2 separate regions of the Homo sapiens genome follow, and region 1 is linked to region 2. A link is a loop called in an ENCODE intact Hi-C map of the cell type or tissue named here. Cell type or tissue: sigmoid colon. All regions are shown on one strand. Each heading gives the region's core, and the rest is flanking DNA. Links, peaks and the distances in the headings are about the cores only.

What was found. Peaks named below come from ENCODE experiments on the same cell type or tissue, not always from the same donor. Only the 100,000 strongest peaks of a DNase experiment are listed, where the experiment ranks them.
Region 1: a loop joins it to region 2, with 2.4 times the contacts of the local background. A loop is called at or near these places in 1 of 110 quality-filtered maps.

The regions. Positions count from the first base shown.
Region 1 is chr9:86,508,125-86,516,117 of GRCh38, forward strand. The region is part of intron 1 of LOC102724080 (a long non-coding RNA gene); the gene reads left to right. Among named protein-coding and RNA genes, the nearest start is that of TUT7, 160 kb to the left of the region's middle. RefSeq lists an enhancer at 472-641. In sigmoid colon, for the core only: no CTCF peak of the experiment used is centred there; no DNase peak of the experiment used is centred there.
Region 2 is chr9:86,576,970-86,584,962 of GRCh38, forward strand. No RefSeq gene overlaps it. Among named protein-coding and RNA genes, the nearest start is that of LINC02834, 130 kb to the right of the region's middle. In sigmoid colon, for the core only: no CTCF peak of the experiment used is centred there; a DNase peak (open chromatin) is centred at 3,892.

The DNA.
Region 1 (7,993 bases), core at 1,519-6,518, 68 kb before region 2:
AGTTGCAGCTCATCCCTTTGGATTTGTAGTTTTTTTTAAAAAAAATCTAAGAATCCTGTATAGATATAACAGGAGAACAGAAATGTTTCTGGACCTACCTCTTCCTAATCTTACAGAAAAAGCGATGAGTCTTTAGGAAAGTACAGAGTAATTCAGACACAGTAAAACACTAGTTAATTTGGGGGAAATTTGCATTTTTATATGTAAAAATTTGACAAATTCTTCTGAAATTACTAGACTTGCAAAGATGAAAAGCATCAAGTTACAGGATTTGAGTGACAGGCTGTTCATCCCTTCACTTTCCTTGTACATATTTTATTTCTCTTTTCATACTTTATAAATATACTTTTAGAAGGTACCTCAAAGATCACGTCTGACACGTAGTAGGCATTCACTATATAATTGTCGTATGAGGATATGCCATGACAATGAATTGCTATGCTTAGTCAGGTTAGGCTAAATTATGTTGTCATAACAAATAACTCTAAAATCTCGGCGGCTTAGCACAACAAAATATATATTCTTTGCTCACTACAGACTCTCATGTGAATTGACAGGGGGTTTCCATATCTAGTGGTTGGGGATTCCCTTTAACTTGTGAGGCCATCATCTCCACACTTGACTTTCAGAGTGGTTCTAGCAAGAGATAAGAAAGATGAAGGAGACACACTGGCTCCCAAGGGCCTTGCAATGGAAATGGTACATCAATTCCTCTCATATTCCTGTTTGCCAGATACAGTCATGTGCCCCAGACCCCAAAATAAAGAAGTATGGGAAATGCAGGGAGCCCAGGAATATTCAGTGAGCACTAATGGCCTCTGCTGCCCTTGGTTTTTAGGAGACAGAGAGGTGTAAATTAAAAGCCAGCGCTATGTTTTCCACTTTTATTTATCTAGGCTTCATTACAACTAGTCTTGCAAGGGACTCTGTGGGGAAAGTGTTTTTCTTTTCATGGTGAAACAAGTTTGGCAAATGCTGTGTATTATATTTACCTCATCCAATTTATGATGTGCAATTATTTATTAAAGGTTTTAAAAAGTTCAACATCAAAGAAACTGGTTATAAAAGACAAGAAATCAAGCTGTGAATCTAATTTATTTATTTGATAAATATTTTTTGAACACCTTCTATTAATATTTGCCAGGTATTGAGCTAGAATTTTGGGGGGAATTAGATGAATAAGGCCTTTTTCTTATCCACCAGGAGACTAATTCCAGGGAAGGCGTATAAAGTAATTCCCTAAGTGTACTCTCATTACAACAGGGGACACATATATTACCTATTCACCAATGGGTGTCTGTATCTTTTTGTGCCAAAGCAAGTTTTGTAACTCACTTGAACACATTTTGGGTGTTATTTTGCAATCTATTCATCCTGTAGTAGGCAGGCAATTTAAAAATACAATGACACCAGTTTACTTTCTAGTAGTTGGCATTTTCCTTAACAGTATACACTGTAAAACATCTATGTTTTAAAGATCAAATACTGGCCAGGGGCAGTGGCTCATGCCTGTAATTCCAGCACTTTGGGAGGCCGCGGCAGGCGGATCACCTGAGGTCAGGAGTTTGAGACCAGCCTGGCCAACATGGTGAAACCCTGTCTCTACTAAAAATACAAAAATTAGCCGGGCGTGGTGGTGTGCGCCTATAATCCCAGCTACCTGGGAGGCTGAGGCAAGAGAATCCCTGGAACCTGGGAGGCAGAGGCTGCAGTGAGCCAAGATCACGCCATTGCACTCCAGCCTGGGCGACAGAGCAAGACTCTGTCTCAAAAAAAAAAAAAAAAAAAAAAAAATTAAAATACTATAGGATGCCAATCACATAACAACACATACTAGAGTGACACAAATTTTAAAAATTAGAACAGTGATGCATTCTTTTAATAAAAAATATTAAACAACCCCAAAGAAAATATACATTAATTCTTAGATTTTTGCCTACAACCATTAGTCTAATTTTCCTAGTATATCTTTCTGGAAGAAACTACTGTTACTAGTTTTTTCCAGAGATAGTTTGTGTATATACTATATTACACATACATATATAAAATACCTCTTTTATTACATATACAAATTTGTAGTATTCTTTCATTTTTATCATGTATAATATGTATCTCTTTTTAAAACATAAATATTAAACTATCGTAAGTTCTATTCGACACTGTCTAAAAAAATTTAAAATATATCTAGAATTGCATTCTGTGTGCATGCGTGTGTGTGACTGTACATACGCTCACTCATATGCCCTGGGTGTACCACAATTTATGTAACTAGCTCCCTACTGATAGTCATTTAAGTCAAAATGGTTTCTAGAGAAGTTTATTTTTAAAAAACTTCATGTGTTTGAATCTTTTAAAAAGCAGCCAAAGTAAGCTAATGCATCCCTAAAAATGTGGTTCTTGTGAGACATTTTTAATACTCCAGTGGGTTTTTAAAAGGATACAAACTTATAGCTAGACAGGAGGGATAGGTTCTGGTGTTCCTCAGCTCTGTAGGGTGACTATGGTTAACAGTAAAATATGATATAGTTCCAAATAGCTAGGAGGATTTTGAATGTTCCCAACACAAAGAAATGATAAAAGTTTGAGATGATGGATATGTGAATTATTCTGATCTGATCCCTACATTACACATATCATAACACTGCTATGTACTCCATGAATATGCACATATTTATCAACATATTATGTGTCAATTTTAAAAAGCTTTTAAACAAAAAGTAAAAATTCTGGATTAAAAAAATACATAAGGTCCAGGCACAGTGGCTCACACCTGTAATCCCAGCACTTTGGAAGGCAGCGGCGGATGGATCACCTGAGGTCAGGAGTTTGAGACCAGCCTGGCCAACATGGCGAAACCCCGTTTCTACTAAAAATAGAAAAATTGGCTGCGCGTGGTGGCAGGTGCCTGTAATCCCAGCTACTTGGGAGGCTGAGGCAGGAGAATCGCTAGAACCCGGGAGGCAGAGGCTGCAGTGAGCCAATATCGTGCAATTGCACTCCAGCTGGGGTGACAAGAGTGAAACTTCATCTCAAAAAAAAAAAAAAAAAAAAAAAAAAGAAAAGTAAGAATATAACCTAAGAGTTTGCTTCACATCTGTGTGTATAAATATGTATGGATGTGCAACTTAAAAATATGTGGCTATTTTATCTTTTTAAAGGTTAATTGATTTAGATGTTAGGCTCACTAAAAGATAGTGTTCAAGATTCATCCGTTTCTGAATTCATAGAAATATACCCGGACATAGCATGGGCATATATTGATACATGGAAATAACTATTGGTGATAGTTCCACAGCCTTGGTGGGATTTTTACAAAGATGTTAATTTCGTTAATTGTATCCAAAATTACTAATACTTTCCGAGTTGTTATGAAAACATGTAGCATTGGGAACACAGACATTTAGGAAAAAGGGTGAATATGTTTCGCTGTGGATATTCAGTGCAGGTAGAAAAAGGGAGCAGAAAGAATGTTACTTGTATCTCCTTTAAGACAAAGCCAGCTGCCTGGAAATACTGAAGGAGGACTCTGGCCAGAGATCTTCCACCTGCCAGGGCAACCAGCAATGACTCCCATCTTCAAAGTGATTTATGAACTTTAATGGAGATTCGCAAGAGCCCCAGAAGGCAGAGAGGTTATAATTACTCCATTTACAAATGGGAGATGGAGACACAAATAGGTTAAGTGCTTTGCCGCAGGCGCCCCGCTGTTGCTTCTGGAGTTCCACAGCAGAGGGGCCTGCTTCCCCAGCTCGCTCACACCCCAGCCCTGGGTGGCCTTCCTCTCCTTCCCAGGGTCTCTACCACTGCCCTGCAGAGAACAGCTCTGTACCAGAAAGCCCAGGGCCAGGTCTCCACTAGGAGAGAAAGGTAGAGAATTAGGGTCAGAGGGGAGGTAATTCAGACTCCACTGCAGGCATTCTCATTAGGAGTCTAAGCGCCAAGGCTGAGTCTGTCTTTCCATATGGATATGCACCCCGTGGACATTCAAGAACCTGCTGGTAATCATACCAATTACCCAGATTATAAAGGCGATGAGTATCCTTTCCCCTTAGCTATTTAGATAATCATCAGATTTGACTTTTCCAAAGACTTGGCTGAATCCAGATTTCAAACTAAAACAAAGGTTTTTCTCTCATCACCCACCTGGTGGTTAATTTCTTCCAGGATGTCACTTTAAAATGCAAAGCAGAGAGCTGAGAATATTGCATGACTACCAGAAAGGAATATATAGACTGGCATCTGGCAATTGGGATTACGCTGAGCCAAGAAATGGATAATGGAACCTACCTCAATCTTTGTCCAAATCCTAGAACATTCAGATATAATAGTTGTTAATATTGCTGGAATTTCTGAAGGTGAAAAACTATGTAAAAGAAAGTGCAAAGAGAAACTCATTAATAAATATAATTTATTCATTTGCTAGCAGCTGGGGAGAGGGTAAGTGTTGGGAAGGATAGCAATCAGAGAGAAAGTAGATTTTTTATTTTTTTATTTTTTATTTTTAGAAAACAGTGCTTTATTATAGCTCTAGAATTAATAAATAACCTGAAACCAACTGCCTATAATCTACAGCAGTGGGGACCACAAATGGGCAAACTAATGGAAGGACCATGATGACGGGACTTGGACACACACATCACTTAGGGAGACAAATCTAGAAGTCTCCCTTTCAAACTGCCTTCCAACAGACACCCAGCATAGTTATTCCTGTTTCAGAGATAGCACCCAAAGACAAAGGCCAGAGCTTATCGTATAAATGCCTTGTTTGCCACTGTCACATTGTATTTTCCTTATAACAACAAATAATAGTTAACAAAAAATAAGAACTACCACAGAAAATAACAAAAGAATACAATGATTGGTATTTTTTCCCACCTACATTTTGGGAGTTTTAGAATTTAGATAAATTTCACTGGGCTCTCTGCTTCTTTCTCTTTCCCTGAATTCCTAACCCACTGAATAACCTTCAGTGTTTATTTAAATTTTCATTTTCTCTTGAAGTGTTCTGGTTACGTCTGCAGATGTTGAAATTGCTTTACAAAAACGTACACATCTCTAGTATTAAAAGATGCTTTTTAAACCTCACAATTTAAAAAATTAATTCCTCTTATATTTGTACATAGATTACTCAGAAAGTTCCTTTAGAAATAAATTCCAGTGACACTGATTTTTTGTTTTTTTTTTTGCATTTTTATTTCAATGAAAAATCTCACTGCTTTTTTTCTTGCATTTGATTGCCCAGCATTTGGTTCCTTTTCCTCTCTGATTGGCTGCTGGTTGTGGTGCAGGCTCCTGCTTCATCATTTTGCATTCTCTCCTTGGTCTTAGGTGTTCTTTCAGCCAGGACCAGGGCCTTCCTGCTCCAGCGAAGCTCATCCACCTGTGGGTCAAGCAACTCCATCTGTCCTCAGGACGCTTTTTGAACACTGGCTCACTTCAGAGCCATAAATGCCTAGGTATGTGAGTTAATCCAGTCTCCTTGGCTGATACAATCCATGACAGGATCACAAGCTGCAGGGTAATAAACATCATTTGGGTGCTAATAAATTTCAAGCTTTGAAAGTAGGTGTTTATGTCTAGCAAGAGATAATGTTGGCAGAAGGGAACTTTCCTGGGGTGTCTGTACATTGTTTTGTAGGAAAGACACCAGTGGCCTGGCAAGATAAATGATCTGAGGTTTCAGGTAGAAGGGACAGGGAGTTATTTAGTAGCAAGAGCCTTGGGCCTACCCAACTGACTTTCCCATGCCAGTCGCAGCTCTGCCCCTGGTATTTCATTCCTCTTTGAGCTCCATAGTTTGTAGCTGGCTCTATCTGTAAAGGGAGACCAACCTAAGCCTTGATTTCTTGGGGAAAGGGGTGTCAATTTTTATTACATTCCTTTTTTTTTTTTTTTGAGATGGAGTCTTGCTCTGTTGCCCAGGCTGGAGTGCAGTGGCACGATCTTGGCTCAGTGCAACCTCCGCCTCCAGGTTTCAAGCAATTCTCCTGCCTCAGCCTCCTGAGCAGCTGGGATTACAGGTGTGCACTACCACACTTGGCTAATTTTGGTATTTTTAGTAGAGACGGGGTTTCATCATGTTGGCCAGGCTGGTCTTGAACCCCTGACCTCGTGATCCACCTGCCTCGGCCTCCCAAAGTGCTGGGATTACAGGCGTGAGCCATCGTGCCCAGACTTTTTATTACATTCTTTGCCAATATTTAGTTTCCCCCTTGCATATCCCTCTCCTTGTGTGATAAAATTTTGTAAGTTTGATTTTTCTATGCAAGATTTTGGATTGGATTAGAGAATAAAATATGTAGAATTTTGTTCTTTGGATGTCTTTAAAAAGAGGGTAAATTCCTGTTTTGGTTGGTCTCTATGGTGTGGTCCGACATGTTCAATTAACTGCTCAGAAAGGACTAATAATTTCTGAATCATCTTTAGCTTATTCAAGACTCTTCCATGATAATGGAGATGCAAAAGAGAGACATAGCACAGACTTGCAACCTAGCTGGGAAGGAAAGAACGGGAAGTATCAAAAATGAAAAAGGAAGCCCAGGGTTGCTTGGTGTGCAGCCTGCCCTGATGGTATGGGTGTGTTCTTTCCAGGCAGAGGGCACATGAGGGCATACAGCCTGGTTTCACCAATTAGATGCAAGGAGCTCCATTTTTATGCTATTTCAGTCCACTACTTTACAAGGTCAAGAACATACTACCAGAAGCCAGTTTAGTGATTTCACCTTTCTTTTCATCCTTCCTACCTTGTTTGTGTCCTAGAGATGGCAGTAAGGATTGGTTAGTATTGGAGGGTGGCTGCTTTGAGATGCTTCTAGTTTCCTTTCTCCATCAGTGACCCCCTCATTCTCATGCACCCACCTTTGCATTGAAGGTCTCTGTCAGGCAGCCATGGACATGTGTTCCCTGCCCTCCAGTTTGGAAGGGCTGCTACATTAATAGGTGAATGTAAAATCAGTTTCTTGGAGTGTAAGGCATCTGACTGTTATACAATGAGTTTTGTGGCCAGAGGGTGAAAAGAGAGTATATAGGCAGTATAAGTCAGTCCTCCGTGAAATGCTTTGGGTGGCCCTGGTGGAACTACTTCTTTATTTTCAAGGGAGGTGAAGTGGTCCAGCATGAAGTTTCTACCAGTGAGAAGTATGTGGGTAAATGACAGCTCCCACCTTTAACTTTTGCCCAGTTGCTAAATCTCCCCTCTCTTTATGCAACATATACCTGACACCCTGATGGATGCTTCTCCCTGCAGGTACCGTTGAGTAATGAGTCCGCAGCTGATTAAATCACGGGTTTCCCATATCTTTCTTATTAGTTCTGCAGCACAGTTCCTTGAGCTGACAGCTGTACAATAGCACCTTTTCAACTGTTTCTGGTTTCATGCCAGAAAACTTATCTTTTAATGATTTTGCACCCACCTCCCAACTCCCAGAGCGAGTAGAGAAAGGGAGTATATTTTGAAAGAAATTCCAAGCTTCTTTTGTGTATTTTTTCACTTGGCAGTCCAGTTTGTCACTGATTAAAAGCATCATGGAAAACAGTTTCAGAACGGCTACATGAAGTCCAAGTTCATCATGTTTTAACACTGCTATAAAATACTTTTTTGAATGTTTACTATGTGTCAGGTACTATGCTCGGTGCTGGCGATAGTGGGTTAGCAAAAACTGTTTTGTCTTAGGCATTCTTTATGATTGTAGCCATCTAAATTGCACACTATGACTATGAAGTAGGTACATTCATGTCTGTTCTGCTCTTTGAAAAAGATCCCATACTAAAAGGTACAGAACAAAATCTTTTTTTTCCTCTATTTTCCATAACCCAGGAGATACTGCTCTATAAAACTCATTTTTGTATCAATTTCTTGAGAACCTTGTTACTCTCAGGAATCACCAACCTCAATTAACTGGGCTCTTCCTAAATAAATTAGTTTGCTTTGATTTTATGGGCACAGTGGAGTCTGGAACAGTTGTGTTTCCCTATTTTCAGAGATATTTAAAGC
Region 2 (7,993 bases), core at 1,128-6,127:
ATTTCTCTTATTCCTCAGTTTCAGCAACAACCAGGAATCTGTCTCTGCATCCCCCACACCCCCCAACCTCTGAAATGTCCTGGCTGGGAATCAAATTCAATGTGAAACACCTGCCTTCCACTGCCGTGCCACAAACACAATACACCACATGCCAGTTGGCTGGGGGAGAAAAGGGGACCGCGAAAGAAATCCGTGATGTTATTAAAAAGTGAAGTCTTGCTGTTGGCTTCTCTCTCTCTCATACACACACACACACACACACACACACACACACACACACACACACTCCCCCAGGCCTCTAAAATTTTGCACATGTCTCTGGCTACTCCACTGTCAATCAAACACTGAAAGAGACAGGCAGCCCACTCCTTGGTACCCTCTGTGGGTAACAGGTATATATGTAGGGGTGCGTGCATGTGTGTGTGTTATGAAAGAACTAACCCCGGGAAGGTCCCCAGCCTAAGGAGGGGATCAACATCAGGAACATCAGATGCTTAGACCAGGCTCTCATACCCAACTTGGAAATGAATTCTGCCCTCAGCATTCCCAGCGCAGCCGCAAGATGCTTACAGGCCTGAGCCCGCCGGTCGACCCGTCCATAGGGAATGGTAAATGAGGTGTGGCGGTTGCTGGAGGAGGCCTGGCACAGCAAGGCTTTGTACCTTTTGAGTACAGCAGCCTCAGGACCTCGTGGGTGGCATCTGTGCATGACAGCGCTTCCGTTGGCTGCAGGAGGACAGTCCATGCCCCAGCATTGCCCCATCACTCTCAGGCCTAAAATAGAGGCCCAGTGTCCATGCCATGCCACTCTAGCTGGATGGCCCGAGAGTCCTGCTGTCTTTCAGCCTAGTGTCTCCCATTCCATCCGTGGTGGGTGGCTCCTAGCCAGCCCTCCCTGCCCTCCTGGCCTGGCCGGGCCATGAAGCGGCCGCTCCCGGCGGTCTGCGACAGACAGTGGGGCTCTGTAAGAGCAGTCTCCTGTGAGAAGCTGGATGTTATTCTATAGAGGGGACTCGTTATTAGAAGACCCAGAGGACCAGGGGTGGCACCTTGGGCTGTTTTCTTTCTCTTTGGCCTTCATTTACTTACCCTCTCGGAAGGAGCACAGGCCGCCGGCCGGTGCCCGCAATTCACTTGTCCTGGTGAAGGCAGCTTGACAGCTGCATAAATCACGCCGAGATACCACTAATAGGTTGCTGCCTGAGACTGTACTGGACCACCCAAGAGCGGCTCCGGGGGCCCTCTGAGGGCTGCACACAAATACAGTAATGCAAATGGCTTAACCCTTTGTTATTCCGCAGCATGCTGGAACCAAGGGGCTTCGTCATGTCCTCTCTCCTGTTGCTCCTGTTCCCCAGGAACAGCCTCAGTCTGTTTCTCAACTCTGCTCCCCACCCTAGCTTCTTACACCTCCTTTATTCCCCATCCATTCTTCCAGTTTCTCCAGGCTTCAGCTGAGGCTTGTGCACCCTGCAGATAACGAGAGGAGGAAGGCCTCGCCAGGGCTGTTGGCTGAGGTGGGATGGCATTGGCTGAGGTTAAGAGAGAGGAACAGGCAGTCAGTGGCAGAGCAGGTCAGCAGGACAGTGGAGCAGGGCGCACGAGATTATGGCTCCAGGCAATGGCAAAGCCTACTTCTCGGCCTGAGGGGGAGAGCGGTGCCATGCATGCTGGGCACTTGGGTTTCTGCACACAGCTCAGTGACAGACACCCTGGCCTCTGTCCCTGATGCAGAAGGGAAAGGGAAGCATGCAGTGAAGGTGGAGAGGGAGCCGTGCCTCATTTTCTTGCCCAGTGGAGAATCAAACCGAGGTTCTTTCTTTCAGCCACAGTCCTCAAGTGCTAACTATAATGCTCATCCTGTGTGAAGTGTGAGGGACACCAGTGTCCTGGCTTTCCAGAGCTCACAGCCCTGCACCACCCCAAGTGATAAGCCTCTGGCCAGCTGGCCCTCCCATTTCCAAGCTGTCCTCATGTTCTGCCTCTGCCCCTTTGCCTCCCTGTGCTGGAGATCACCCAGGACTGCTCCCACTCAGGGCTGCTGCATTATTTGTTGAATCTATGTGGCTCCCTCACACCCTTCAAGCTTCTGCTCTAATGCCGTCTTCTCAGCCAACCTTTCCTAACCACTCTGTTTAGCACTGCAGCTAACCTCCAACATGGAACTCTGTAACCCACTTCTCTGCTCTTTTATTTTATCCTATCTTATGTTTTAAGAGACAGGGTCTTACTTTGTCACCCAGGCTGGAGTGCAGTGGCATGCTCATGGCTCATTGCAGCCTCAAACTCCTGGGTTCAAGGGATCCTGATACCTCAACCTCCTGAGCAGCTGAGACTACAGGTGCATCCCACCAAGCCTGGCTACTTTTCTTATTTGTAGAGACAGAGTCTTGCTATGTTGCCCAAGGTGGTCTCGAACTCTGGGCTTCAAGCAACCCTCCCACCTCAACCTCCCAAAGTGCTGGGATTACAGACATGAGCTGCCAGGCCCAACCTGCCTTATTTTTCTTTATAGCACTTAACTACTTCCAAATACGCTACATCATTTCCTTATTTTATTTATTGTGTGCCTTCTCCCACTAGTGGGGTAAAACTTTGAAGGTAAGAGCTTTGGATTACTCTGTTGGCTCATGTATCCTAGGTAATGAGAATATGGTCTCCACGTGTAGGTGCTCAATACATATTTGTTGAGTGATTAATTACTATAACAAAGCAATGTGCAATGAGCCATGGGGACCTTGGGGGACTCAAGATATATTAGCCCAGAGGGGCTGGGAAAGGAGGCATGAGTCCTGAGTTTATGAGCTCAGGGATCAGTCACCGTGTCAGAGATGCTGGAAGCAATATTGGAATTAAGGAGATCCACTTCCTCTTCTTTATCTCTTAGCATGACACCATTGGCTCATGTGCTAATCTCCAGAACCCAGATAAAGGAAATTTTGCAAATGTGATTAAACTGGGAATGTTGAGATGGGGAGATTATTTTGGCATACTCTGGTGGGCCCAATGTCATCACAAGATTTGTTTTGTTTTGTTTTGTTTTTCTGATATGGAGTCTTGCTCTCGTTGCCCAGGCTGGAGTGCAATGGCGTGATCTCGGCTCACCGCAACCTCTGCCTTCCAGGTTCAAGTGATTCTCCTGCCTCAGCCTCCCAGGTAGCTGAGATTACAGGTGCCGGCCACCACCTCTGGCTAATTTTTGTATTTTTAGTAAAGACAGGGTTTCACCATGTTAGCTAGGCTGGTCTTGAACTCCTGACCTCTGGTGATCCACCAGCCTCGGCCTCCCAAAGTGCTGGGGTTACAGGTGTGAGCCACCGTGGCTGGCCACAAGATTTCTTATAAGAGGGAGACAGGAAGATCAGAGAAAGGAGGAGATGTGACCATAGGAGCAGAGACTGGAGCCAGGTTGGTCCACAAGCCAAAGAATGCGGGAAGCTTCTGGAAGCTGGAGAAGACAAGGAAATGGATTTTCCGCTAGAGGCTCTAGAAGAAACACAGGCCCACGGACACCTTGATTTTAGCCCAGTGAAACTGATTTTGGACTTCTGACCTCCATAACTGTAAGATAATAAATCTGTGTTATTTTAAGCCACTGGGTTTGTGGTCATGTGTTACAGTAGCATAGGAAACTAATAGAACGTCCTGTTTATATGCTAAGCGTCGTTTTCCCCCTCCCCTAAGCTTGTTTTGGGCTTTGGCTCTGCTGACTTTCTTCCTACAGGTGGGCAACACTTACGCATCTTCGTTTTCACCTTTGCACATGACCTTCTCAAAGTGAAAGTAGTCTGAGAGCTCTTTGTGTGATTCCTGGGGACTTTTTAAAAAGGAGTTCCTGTCATCTCCTCCGTGTTGGAATCATTTGAGTTTGCGCAACCGCATTTATTCCTGTATACTTATTTCTAAGTGTTTCTCAAGCTTCTGGAAGTGCTCTCAGCAATTCTCAAAGGTCTGTGCTTTGGTGTCTTGTTTCAGGCGGGCCTTTTAGTCTCTGGATTATTTCTACTGGGATGGATACTCTGCTCTATTTCATCCCCTCAAACTGATGCCTGAGAACAGCCCAGGCCCAGGTCCTGGCTGTGCCAGTTCTGTACCACCACCAAAGGCAGTGGGGTGGGGCAGGAGATAGAATCTGGTCGGTCATCTAAGCAGAGCTACCTGGGGGCTCCCCTCCTCCAGCATCCTCTCCCTTCTGTCTCTGCCCTGCTGTTCATCCAATACGCATTTGCTGAATACTTACGAAGCACAAGGCTCCATCCCCACCACCATGAAATATGAAAAGCTAGGTGCAGAAACACCCCCAAATCATGTGCAGGTGGGATTCCTGTGGAACTTCTGAATGTAGTGTCGAGAAAATGTCACTAGAGTTCAGGTGATGAATTAGCTTTGTTCCTTTGGAATGCATTGGTTGTAAATCCCTTTTCTCTCTCTCTCTCCCCCCCCCCTTTTTTTTTTTTTTTGAGACAGTTTCGCTCTGTGGCCCAGGCTGGAGTGCAGCGGGGCGATTAATCTCGGCTCACTGCAATCTCCGCTTCCCGGCACAAGTGATTCTCCCACCTCAGCCTCCCAAGTAGCTGGGATTACAGGTGCACGTCACCATGCCTGGCTAATTTTTGTGTTTTTTGTAGAGACAAGGTTTTGCCATGATGCCCAGGGCTGGTCTCTAACTCCCGGTCTCAAGCGATCCACCCACCTGGGCCTCCCAATGTGCTGCGATTACAGGTGTGAGCCACTGAGCCCAGCCAACCTCTCCTCTTTTTAATCTGTCTTCCATCTTTATCTTCCACAGGGCCGGCCTTACTGTATACAGAGTAAGTGAGTGGCACTCAGGGAAGAACAGGAAACACAGCACTAGACTAGAAATGGACGGTGCAACTTAAGGGCTAAATACTGGGGGCAGGGTGTTTGGAGCTACACTTTTCATCTGTGCCATCAAATATCTATTACTTGAAATGTGACTAGTGCAACTGAGCCTGGTTTTCAAATTCTATTTATTTATTTAAACTTAAATTTTAAAATGATAACTGCTTCAATTATTGGGAAGCTTTTAAGTATCTTTAGAACAACTTGAGTACATACATTTACTTTTTCAATTGTACATTTTATGAAATAAATGCAGATGAAGTATTTCTGATGAAAATTTAGCATCTAAATTGAGAAGTGCTAGAGTTTGAAATATTTTATATTCTTTTCCTTAATGAGAAAAAGAAAAGCATATAAAATATTTCAATATTTTATATTAATTACATGTGAGAGATACACATTTTGAAAGAGTAAATGAATGAGTCGAATAGAAACATTCTTGTTATTTGAAATGATCAGCCACCAACAGAGTTAACATTTATTAGGTGTATACTGTGCTCTGTATGTGCATACAGTGCACCAATTTTTGTGCCTCACTAATATTTACATTCCTTGGCTATTGTTAAAAAGTAAAAAAATAACAGATGCCAGCAAGGTTGTGGAGAAAAAGGGACACTTTTACACTGTTGGTGGGAGTGTAAATTAGTTCAACCATTGTGAAAGACTGTGTGGCGATTCCCCAAAGACTTAAAGACAGAAATATCATTTGACTCAGCAATCCCATTACTGGGTATATACCCAAAGGAATATAAATCATTCTATTATAAAGACATATGCACGCATATGTTCACTGCAGCGCTATTCACAATAGCAAAGACATGGAATCAACCTGAATGTCCATCAGTGACAGACTGGATAAAGAAAATGTGATACATATACACCATGAATTACTATGCAGCCATAAAAAGAACAAGATTATGTCCTTTGCAAAGACATGGATGGAGCAGGAGGCCGTTATCCTTAGCAAACTAACACAGGAACAGAAAACCAAATACCACATGTTCTCACTTATAAGTGGGAGCTAAATGATGAGAACACATGGACACATAGAGGGGAACAACAGACACTGGGTCCCACTGGAGGGCAGAGGGTAGGAGGAGGGAGAGGAGCAGAAAAAATAACTAATGGATACTAGGCTTAGTACCTGGGTGATGAAATAATCTGTACAACAACAAACCCCCATGACACACGCTTACCTATGTTAAAAACTGCACGTCCTGCACATGTACCCGTGAATTTAAGATTACAGTTTAAAAAAATTACATTCTTAACCATAATAACAATACAAAGGTAACCACAATCATCACTAACATTTATTGAGCACTTACTCTGTGCCAAGACTCTTCATTTCATCTTTCAAAAAATCCTAGGAGGTTGGTACTGTTTCTACCCTTTCCATTTCAAGATGGGAAAGTTGATGCTTATAGAAGTCAAACAACTTGGCTGGGCACGGTGGCTCACACCTGTAATCCCAGCACGTTGGGAGGCCAACGTGGGCACATCACGAGGTCGGGAGATCGAGACCATCCTGGCAAACACGGTGAAACCCTGCCTCTACTAAAAATACAAAAAATTAGCCAGGTATGGTGGCAGGAGCCTGTAGTCCCAGCTATTCGGGAGACTGAGGCAGGAGAATGGCGTGAACCTGGGAGGTGGAGCTTGCAGTGAGCGGGGATGGTGCCACTGCACTCCAGCCTGGGCGACAGAGCAAGACTCCTTCTCAAAAAAAAAAAGTTAAACAACTTGCCCAAAATCAGCCATTGAGTAAATGGAAGAAGCCACGAGACTTGAGCCCATGAAACACTTGAACTATGTTTCTTTTCTCTCATATGGTGCACAAAGTCTAAACCCAGGCCTGACACTCTCAGTGTGACCTTAGTTCACAGAACGACCCTGACAAATCAGAGCCTCAAGCCCACAGTGGGGGCAGCATGCAGGGGGCAGCTTGCAGGTGGATTTAAACCACAGTGACAGTGTGGAAACTAAGCTGATGTCCTGGACTAGTGAGGGCTGTGGGGCTCAGCAAAGTAAAATCAAAACCACTCCCAGATATCTCCATGGGCTGGGGATGGAAGACACATGTGAAAACCTCCTTTTGTTGTAAATGAGCTCATATCCCCGAATTATGAAGCATGAAAGTAAAAACACTGCCATAAAGGAGCATCATTGGATTAAAAAAAAAAAAAGGAAATAACCAAAGGAAAAGAAAAGGCTCTTATTTTCATAACACAAAATACTCACTTCTAAATACCTGGATAAAAAAAAGAAACCTTAATGATAATGACAAAATCTATATGCAAAATGTTTCAACCCAAGAAAGTAAAACAACAAATAATCACCACCAACAACAAATAGCCCAAAGTAAATCCAAAGAAAATAATAAAGATAAAAGCAAAAATGAATGAAACAGGCAAACTTCTTAGAATTGAAATTTGATCCTTTAAAAAAACTATCTCTGATAAGGTTGATTAGAGAGAACAAATAAACAACACAGAAAAGGGGAAATAATTCAGATATAATATTTTCAAAAATATAAGAATAGTAGAGCTATCTCTAAGCTCACGATTTTGGAACCTTAGTTATTAAAGGAAAGAGGTATGACTGACCCGCTGCTGTCTCCTCCACATTCCCTTCACCGACTTGTTTTTTCTGGACTTTTCATCTCAGCTCAGAATGACCTTATTTTTTTTCTTTTCTTAGCTTTACTTCCATGAAACTGTTGGAGGGAACATGTGAGTAGAGTTGCCAAACGCAGTAAATAAAAATACAGAATGCTCAGTTAAATTTGAATTTCAGATAGGAAGCAAGTAATTTTTAAATAATATGTGTGTTCCAAATATTGCAGCATGGGACATGGGTATAGTAAAAAATGATTTGTTGTTTATCTGAAATTCAAATATAACTGGCTGTCCTGTACTTTATCTGGTAAACATACTTTTTTTTTTCTTTTTTTTTGAGACGGAGTCTCACTCTGTCACCCAGGCTGGAGTGCAGTGGTACGATCTTGACTCACTGCAACCTCCGCCCCCCAGGTTCAAGTGATTCTCCTGCCTTAGCCTCCCAAGTAGCTGGGATTACAGGCGCCTGCCACGGAGCCCAGCTAATTTTTTGTATTTTTAGTAGAGACAGG